Linked DNA regions of Homo sapiens: region 2 is linked to region 1. A link is an interaction called in ENCODE POLR2A ChIA-PET data of the cell type or tissue named here. Cell type or tissue: HCT116. All regions are shown on one strand.

Region 1 (5,000 bases):
GTTCTCAACTAGGCCTTCCCTGAGCACCCTATTTACTGCAGATTACACCCCTCCACCGTCCCCACATTTCTCTCTCTCTTCACGCTGCCCTGCTTTTTCTACTTCCATAACACCATTTCCCAACATGCCAGTTGCTTCCCTGACTTGTGCTGTCTTTCCCTTTCCCCCCACCAGACTCCAAGCTCTATGAGGACAGGGATCTTTGTTTTATTCACTGATATATTCCAAGTGCCTTAAGAGTAGTGATTGGTACATGGTTGGTACTAAAAACAATTGCTGAATGAATTAATGAACGATAATGTTTAAAAATGAATCATCCTTTTAGAAATGGGTCAGGAAAGGAAGAGAAGTGCAGCAATTAATAATGATGTTTGCTTGTTCTTTGATATATATACAAGTATGATATTTTTAGACTTCATTTTTTAAGCCTAGTTAAAAAATTGGTGCCCTGATTTTTTATGTAATAGCTTTATTGAGGTATAATTTACATACCATAAATCCACCCATTATAATTGTGCAATCTAATGATTTTTATTAAATTTATAAAGTTTTATAACCATTGCTTCAAAAAGTTGTCTTGTGTTCATTAATTTGCAGTTAATTCTTGCCCCCCTCCTCATGGGACCCTGATTTTTTTGGTTAATTTTATGTCCTAAGTCTTGAAAGAATAATTCATGTAGCAATGCTAGTATAGCCTTGTGTGCTTAAAAAATGTAAATTTAAATATTCACTGTTCAGTGTAGGAAATGGTATTGAAATATTAGTGAAAAGAACAAGATGGAGAATCAGACTGGCCATACTCTTACCCAGCCCTACCATTTACCCCGTTACTCAAACTATTCTCTTCATCTGTTAAATGGGGATAATAATAGTAATTTGCTCAGAGAGTTGTTGTGAGGATTAACCAAATAATGAAAGTAAACTACTCAGCACAGGGCTGCCATATGGTAAATACTCAATAACTATTAACTAACATGATTAATCTCGATTAATCTCTTGTTAGTATAGGTCAAAATATATGGGGTTAATATATCCTGGCAGGTAGAGAGCAAAATTTAAATCAGATTCTAAGTTTCTGAAGTTTGTGTAAAATATGATCCTGCTCTGTCTTGGTTTGTTAATAACGTATGACTATAGAAGTTTGTAAAAGCAAGTTAATTTCCAATGGAGAAGATCATTTCTCAACAGTTTTATTTGGAGATATCTGCTAAGCCACTTCTGCTGAATATTCTGTGTTGATCTTTGACGGAACTTGGACACCAGGGAGGTAATTACCCACTTTTTAATTGAAACCATAGTGTCCATCAGAAACTGTTCTTAATTGTCTTAACCTTACATTGGGATATTCTGTCCATGAGACTTCCTCTAAATAAGTAGGGGAAGGAGACATTCATTGTCTCTCTTGTAGCTTGATAAGCTGAACTAAATGATCTTTAATAAGATCTTTTTCTGTTTTTGTTCTTTTCTTTTATGTACAGATGCACAAAGCAGGGTCATCAGAAGCCTCTCGATTCAAAAGATGATAATACCGAAAAACACTGCCCAGTGACAGTGAATCCTTGGCATATGAAGAAAGCTTTCAAAGTCATGAACGAATTAAGAAGGTATCATTATACTAATGTACATGCAACCATTGGTTTCGTCCCTTTATTTTTCAGTTGTTTGTAGTGAATATATAATCAACCTTCCATTGTTGCTTTGTCTGGTACACAGAACATTAAAAGCTTTTTCTGCAAGTTTTTTAAAGGAAAAGAGCAAATAATTTATCAGAAGTGTGGATGGTGTGGGGCTCCTCTATTAGTGTGGTAGCCGCTTAGCCACATACAGCTAGTCTGATGAGATAGTTTGGAGGTGAAAAATACACAGGGGATTTCTAAATGCAAAAAAAAGAAATGTAAATATTTTATTAATACTTTTAAATATATTGATTCCATGTAGAAATGATAATATACTAGATATTTTGAGTTAAAAAGAATACAGTAGGCCAGGTGCGGTGACTCATGCCTATAATCCCAGCACTTTGAGAGGCCAGGGCAGGAGGATCACTTGAAGCCAGGAGTTTGAGACCAGCCTGGTCAACACAGTGAGACTCTGTCCCTATTTTCTTTCTGTTAAAGTTAAAAATAAGAGAATATATTATTGAAATTAATTTCTCTTGTTTCTTTTTACCTTTTTAATGTGATTACTATAAAATTGTGACTTGCATTATGTTTATATTGGACAGTGCTGGTCTAGGGCTTCTAACTTACTGTGGCAAAGAGTATGGAAAGAAACTTTTAGAGAAAAATGTAACCATTGTTTTGTGGGAGTGGTGGTAGTTTTGGGGGGCAGTGACCTGCCTGTTGCTGAGGTAATTCTCAAGTGTACTAAGGATCACTGCAACTTTTAAGTAGTATTAAAAGTTGATTGAAAAATGAGTAGCTTTTTTTTTAATTAAAAGGGTAATATATGTATTAAGAGTCTTGGTTTTATTTTCTTAGCACTTTATGAAAGATCTGCTTTTTCCCAGCATTCCGTTTGTGAAAGTACTCTACGTATATCTATCTGAAATGCTGAAAGCCTGGCTAAGAAGGGATTAAACCTTCCCTTAATCTTTCTGTGCTGCCTAAAAGCTCTCCCTTTTAGGCCCATCATTTGTTTGTTTCTTCTTTAATTAAATTAGGGATTCAATAAATATTTATCTGCTAGGTACTGTAGGTACAATGGTGAGCAAGAACAAATATGGTTGCCACCCTTGTGGGCCCATAGCTGACTGCAGGAAGCAGGCATTCATCAAAGAATCACAAAAATAATTTACTGTAATGATAGTAAGTGTTGCAGAGGAGGGCTGCTGGTGCTAGAAAGGTGGATAACAGTGGTCAGGAAAGGCTTTCTTGAGAAGACAGGAATAATTATGCTGATATCTAGAAGGAAAAGAAGATAAGGGGATAAAGTCAGGATGGGAGTGAGGAGAGGGAGAACAGTGTTCCAGGCATTGGGAATGCTGTGCCACATCTTAGGGTAGGAAGGAGCTGGCCTCATCGGAGGAACTGACAGTGTTGCTGCAGTGCACGTGGCGGTGGAATCACACAGGAGAGGCAGCTGAGTAGGTAGGAGGGGCCATTGGACTGAGGTCCTGAAATTTTGGTCTTAATCAAGAGTTGCCTTGAGAGAAAGCCAGTGGAGAGTGTTAAGCGGGAATGTGACCTGATCAGATTTATATTTTGAACACACTGGCTGCTGGGTGGAGAATGGATTGGAGAGAGATAAGAGAAAGTTAAACTGAATATTGGATCATTTAATTTGCTTTCTAGTACCGCTTTGACAACATTTTCAGAATGTGGGTTTTCACTTATTCTTTGGGAGAATATATAACTGGGATAATCCAGCAAGTCTGAGGGTGCTGTTTCAGGATTTTAATCCTGTTTTGACAGTAGTTATTAGAATGTAAAATGCATTGGTTACTAAGTGGAACTGCAAGAAAAGTAAGAAAAATAGTCTGGTTGTTTTAAGACTGGGATCTTTAATGGCTCTTTTTTCTCTTTGAGAAGTCTAAAAAGACTGACTTTTAATAGGACTATTCAAATGTTCTTTTTCCCCACTCCTATGGGTGGGGCACGGGTAGCCTTGGCTTTCTGCTGGTGTTAATGTGAGTGGGTCTCTGTTGACCTGGGCATGACTCACTAAACTGCAGGGAAGGTAACACCAAGTGCTCCTTCCCTTGGGGTGAATGACCTGAGTTTTGGGACAGACTCTGGTCTCGAGCCAATTATTTTACTTGTTTGAGCCTGACTAAAATGAGAGGAATGGACAGGATGGTGTCTAAGGTTCAGTGCTGCTCTGACATTCTCAGCCTAGAGATGTTTTTCCTGCTTACCTGCAAGCCCTGTGGTGTCCTTGCCTGGCCCTAGGATTATTTATAAGCTCCAGTCTTCATTCATCTGTTTGCCCCTTTTTGGATGTGAACTCTATAACTGTGAGATAGTACCTTCTTGTTCTTTGTGTGGCACCCTTTCAGCAGCTGGGTCTGGTATGTCACTGGGCTGGTAGTCGATGCTGATTTTCAGAACAAAGAATGACCTTTGAATAGCCAGAGTGTTGGCTGCCAGGTCTATAACCCGGATTGTTTTAATGAAAGTGCCAACAACAACAGTATTTTTAAAAATGGACTGTCGTTGGAGTTCATCAGACCTTTTTAAAAATGTCATTCCCTTCCACTCTTAAATCTTATAGCCATTTTGAGTAATTCTTTAAAAAAAAATCTCTAAAGAGGCCTATTCCTTATACAGCTGAAAATCATTAATTATTTCCTGTCCTTGCGTCAACTTCCTCTTGCCCAGAAAGGGTAGCTGAGAGTGGTTTCCTGACTTCTGGGAAGGGAAAACTTCCTTGTTCTCACCACTCTGCCCTTGGGCTCTAACCTCAAAGTGGTAGAGCAACAGCTGTACTCCGAACAATGTTAATGTGAACCTTTGGCTAATGGAAGCAAAATTTTAGGAATAAAAGTCACTTTCAATTATGGCTGATGTAAGGTGTGGTTGTGGGAATGGGGGTAGGAAGACAGGAGTTCTGTAAGGTTTAAGTTACAGAATTAAAATTGTTTGATAGAAAAAGTACATGACATTTTATTGTTTTCTTAAACTAATTGTTTTTAGACAGGAGGCCCAGAGACCTAGCTTTATATCCCAGCCTGGTAAGAGCTTGAATATCTTGAAATTATTTGGTTTAAAAACCCTGCAGTCATATGTAAACAATGTATTCAACAAGTATTGGTGAGCACCTAATCAGCTAATATGCCTGAAAGGCTGTGTGGGATCCAAAAACAGTATCAGACTTAGGCCATGCCCTCTGAGTGTCTAGAGAGCTGCTGGACACATACAGAGAGGAGGATGAGGCAGTGAAAAAGTGTGCAAATCGTGGGTGCCCAAAAGAATTCTCATGGGGAAAATTCACACAGCCCACAGAGGTGGGCTTCAGTTGGGCCTTGATGGGAGTGCAGCAGGATTCACTGAGGGGATGGA
Region 2 (5,000 bases), 190 kb after region 1:
CTAAAAAACCATTGCGTAATCTAAGGTCACAAAGATTTACACCTACGTTTTCTTCTAAGAGTGTTATAGCTTTAACTCTCGCATTTAAATCTTGATCCATTTTGAGTTAACTTTTTTATCGGATAAGTAGAGGGTCCACTTTCCTTCTTTTGCAGATGGATATCCCATTGTCCCAGCACAACTTATTGAAAAGACTGTTATTAAAAAAAATTCCATCCCTCAGCATATTTTCACAAGTCATGAATTTCATAAGTGAGTAGAGGCAACTCAAAGATAGCAAACAACTTGATTAATATCATTGGCTAATAAAGGGCACCGTAGGAATTTAAAAGCCTTAGATTATCTGCTTCCAAAACCCATACTTATTCCAATATACCAGTGGTTCTCAATTTTGAGCCTGCGTCAGAATCACCTGGAGGGCTTGTTAAAACACTGGTTGCTGGGGTCCCACCCCCAGAGTTTGATTCAGTAGGTCTGAGGTAGGGCCTGAAATTTTGCTTTTCTGTCAAGTTCCCAGGGATTCTGATGCCACTGGTTCAGAGGCCACACTTTGAGAGCCATTGTAATGCACTGCGATGGTTCCCCTGTGTATCCTGATGCTCGAAGAGCCTTCAGTTGGGGTGGAGGGAGACACAGAGAGAATAATATAAAGACAATAGTAGTGACAAAGGGCTAAGTGTGCATGGAGGAAGAAAACAGTAATTCTGATTAGAATATTGAAAAAAGTTTCTGCAGGACACATTATGGAATGGATTGGTTTATGGATAATCTCAAGCATTTACCTCCACCTGGTGAAATCAGACAGCAACTGTCTCTTCTTACATTTATTTGGCCACAAGTATGCTTAGAGCAGCTAAGCTCTTGAGCACATAAGCAAGTATATGGCGGAGTGGGTGGTGGTTCCGGAATGGTTGACGTGGGAAATGCAGAGAGAGCACTTAAGTGTCAGATTATGACACTGAATACGGGAAAGTGATGGGAGTGAGGCTGGTTAAAATTTTTCACCCACGCAGTCTCCCTGTGTTGCCCAGGCTGGAGTGCAATGGTGTGATCTCGGCTCACTGCAACCTCTGCCTCCAGGGTTCAAGTGATTCTTGTGTCTCAGCCTCCCCAATAGCTAGGATTACAGGTGTGTGCTACCATGCCTGGCTAATCTTTGTATTTTTAGTAGAGACAGGGTTTCGCCATGTTGGCCTAGCTGGTCTCGAACTCCTGGCCTCAAGTGATCCGCCCGCCTCAGACTCCCGAAGTGCTGGGATTATAGGCTGAGCCGCTGCACCCATTCTCCACTCATGCTTATATCCCACAGTCAGGTTCAGTGAATCGATGCCACTTGTGTGAGAGACTAAAATAAATAATGGATTTAATTTGATGACTTTTTTTTTGACTCTGAATCTTTCAGTGTACAAATGAAATCTTGATAAAGAAAATATCAATAATAGCAGTATATCAATGCTTTCCTAAGAAACTGTGAAATACTGTGGTGATCTTATCCTGGAACAAACTAGGATGAGCCAGTCTTTATTAGATTATTTTGTACTATATTTATACTTACTTTGTGATCATTCAGGAGGACCCTTCATATTGTTGAATTTGGTAAAATTTCCTTGCAGGCCTAGGTTAATGGGGTTTACAGGCTCTCAGGATTGTGTGCCAGTTGTCCTCTTTCTAAGGTAGTTTTATTCATAAACCACACAGGTTTTTTTCAAAAACACAAAAAACACAGACAAACAAACAAAAAAAACAGAGGCCAGGTGCAGTGGCTCATGCCTGTAATCCCAGCACTTTGGGAGGCCGAGGTGGGTGGATCACCTGAGGTCAGGAGTTCGAGACCAGCCTGGCCAACATGGTGAAACCCCTTTCTTTACTAAAAATACAAAAATTAGCTGGGTGTGGTGGTGGGCGCCTGTAGTCCCAGCTACTTGGGAGGCTGAGGCAGGAGAATCGATTGAACCTGGGAGGCAGAGTTTGCAGTGAGCCAAGATTAGGCCACTGCCCTGTAACCTGACAGAGGGATACTCTGTAAAAAAAAAAAAAAAAAAATCAGAGATTTTAACAGGTCAATCTTGAACTATGTGAACAACTTCAATTTATAAAAGAGTAAAAAAATCGTTGAATTACAGAACTATGAACTGACTCCTTTTTGATGCAGCCTGATTATTAATAGTCTTGTTCACAGCTGTGCCCAAAGTAGAACATCACACCGGCACTGGGTAAGTAAACAAAACAGGCCAGTAACTCTGCCAAAGACCTAGCTATTAATGGCAATTTATTTTTATTACATATTTGGAATCTTGTCATCCCAGAAGGTGCTGAAGTAGAAATTTAGTAATACTTGATTTAAGAGGCAGAAGTCCTGTAAGTTTGCAGCTATTAAAAAATGGAAAGAAAAGAAAGGTTACAAAGGGGAGGGGACCATATCTGTGTTTACATTTGTTCCTTTCCTCAAATGGAAGGTAGAATAATGTATTAGAAGATATTTTAAATATTAATATCTAACTGAAACCTGATATTAGAGAATGAGAAAATTTTGCTGAAAATTAATTTTATTTTCTTTTAATTTATGGTGTTACTATACCTTTTAGATTTAGGAAGGCAGAAAGACTGTGTGTGTGTGTGTGTGTGTTTGTGTGTGTGCACTTGCACTTTGGGGTTCCCTTTCTATGGATGTTTCAGGATCTGAGGATAAAGGATCACAGTCTAGCAGAAAGCTGGGTTTCAGGGGACGTCAAAGGTAATTTCATGACTATATTAGTAGATAAATCGAAGACCAGAGAGCATGCTGAATGGAGGACATTTACATAGTCTTTCCAATGCTAAAGGAAATAGGGAAGTGATTATTTCAAAATTACCTAGAGGATCTTGAGCATAGTATGACTTAAGATAAAAATCTCATTGTTTCTGAGAGTTGGCCTCTTTCTCCTCTCCAGATGAAATATTTTTTCCTTTTTTTCTCCTCCGTGGAAAGAAATTATTAATTAAAACAAAAAGACATTGTTGGAAAGGGAGGTTTTTTAGTCGCCTAAGAGAGGTGCTATTAGTACTTGTTTATTTAAAAATTGACTTTTGGTCAAACTAAACTATACAACTTTTTCTTTTTCAATCCTTCTTCCCTCCATCCCTCTTCCTTTCTTTCTTCCTCCTACTTTTTGCCCTTCCTCCTTCCCTGATCCCTTGTTTTATTTAGTTTATGTCATTCCACAGAGCTCACAGTTACCACCTGGTAGGTACCCTTGACATTCTACACAGTTGGTAAATCAGTGTCATACCAGTTGCTAAATAATTGGCCAGGAATAGCCTTTATCAATGAATGCTTCTTCTCCTTTTCACTCTCCATTGAATAAAGATGGAAACCAGCTTTGCCTCCTTTTTGAGTATGGCCTGTTGATTTCTAATTTGTCATAGCTCACATGGAAACCTTGTGATGCGCTTGAGGGGGTTTTCTCATGGAGACCTCAATACCTGTGGAATGTAGGGCACATGGCAAACAGATCTGGTTTATCTGATCAAGTGATTAATGCAATAAAAAATTATAAAAATTCAAAGTGAAAAGTGTGCTCTTGTTACTGTGTGTGGTAAGTAGTTTAGTGGATTCTGGTTCTACCCATTGAAGCACTATACCTGTGGCTGGTGATGGAGGCGAAAATCTTTTACTGGAAGGAATGGGAAGAAGGGTAGTGGGGGCCAGAGAGTCTCTACGTTCCTCCAGGAGGAGGAAACCATCTCTTTAAAATGACAGTGCTTTCCTTCCACGAAAGAACCATAATTTTTCTAATCATTGGTAACTATTTTGGTCTTTCAAATGTGTCAACAACTTGTACACTGGAACAGCCTCTGTCTACAGGCAGAGCAGGATTCAGTGATTTTTAGAAGGCATTTGGGCCCCAGCCAGCCTGAAAGTTGGGGTTTACAACTGTGTTAAACAGAAGAGATTTTGTTTGAAAGGGTAAAGCACATCATGGAAAAGTTGAGGAAGAAACAAAAGAGAAAGTTGCAAACTTACCTTTATGTTTATAAGAACAGATATGTTCTTGAGAGATTGTGGATTTTTAAAAATATGATTTTTTTGGTGGTGGGAAAATTGTAGACATTAAATATCTTTTTTAAGTTATGCTGACACCTTACAATTACGTAATCCTTTATAATTTTCAAATAAATACTAACATTAGTAAGCAAGTACTACATACCAGGAAAAATTCTAGTTGCTGGAAATAAGACAATAAAGAAAACAGGGATTATTTTATTAAGTCCTCTCAATAAAGCCTATGAATCAGTTACTATTATTATCTCGATTTTACAGATTAGGAAACTGAGGCACAGAGGAGTTGTGTTACTTGCTCAGAGTTTTCATAGTCAGGAACTGGGGAGTAAGGTTTGAAATCCAGACTCCAATTCCAGATCCTGTGCTCTTGGCACCACTCAGTCCTGTCTCAGGCAGGCAGCATTGCCACTGTGCACTTTATCCTAAAAACAACCCTCTGAGGGAGGTGAGAAAGGTATGTTTCTTCACATTTAAAAAATATGAACATGTTTAAAAAGTAAACAGTGATCTATTTACATCTGTATGCTGGGAAGAAGTTCTAGAGTCATCATCTTCACCTCTTCAATGCTTCAGTCATTGGCTTCCCAGCCTCTAAGCAGCCATGTATTCCATTTCTTTTTGCACCGTTATAACCAGTGATTTTCTCGAATCCAAAATCTGTAACGTTCCTCTGCTTAATTCCCTGCAGGTGCTCACTGTTACACCTAGAATCAAACCCAGACTTCTTCGCATGCGCTTGAGATTCTTCTGGCTGGGTCCCTGCACACCTCTGCAGTGTCACACTTGCACTCTCTGAGCCCTAGCTCTACAGGGCTTTTCTCATTTTAACAAAACTTGCTCTTTCTTGTCTCTCACATGTTGTATATGCCAGTTCCCTGGCCTCAACATTCTTTTCTTCCCCTCTTCCCTCTTACTCTACCCTTCTTAAGTGGCTATTCTTGTCCCTTCTTTTCATCTC

Evidence for each region. Peaks named below come from ENCODE experiments on the same cell type or tissue, not always from the same donor. Only the 100,000 strongest peaks of a DNase experiment are listed, where the experiment ranks them.
Region 2: POLR2A ChIA-PET joins it to region 1 with 6 read pairs; 2 of 35 experiments call an interaction of 5 or more read pairs at or near these places.

What each region holds. Positions count from the first base shown.
Region 1 is chr4:165,218,456-165,223,455 of GRCh38, forward strand. KLHL2 (kelch like family member 2) reads left to right here. Exons shown (of 15, transcript NM_007246.4): 2 at 1,479-1,604. Among named protein-coding and RNA genes, the nearest start is that of KLHL2, 13 kb to the left of the region's middle. In HCT116, no CTCF peak of the experiment used is centred here; no DNase peak of the experiment used is centred here; H3K27ac peaks cover 1,877 bases.
Region 2 is chr4:165,408,218-165,413,217 of GRCh38, forward strand. The region is part of intron 1 of CPE (carboxypeptidase E); the gene reads left to right. Among named protein-coding and RNA genes, the nearest start is that of MIR578, 24 kb to the left of the region's middle. In HCT116, no CTCF peak of the experiment used is centred here; no DNase peak of the experiment used is centred here.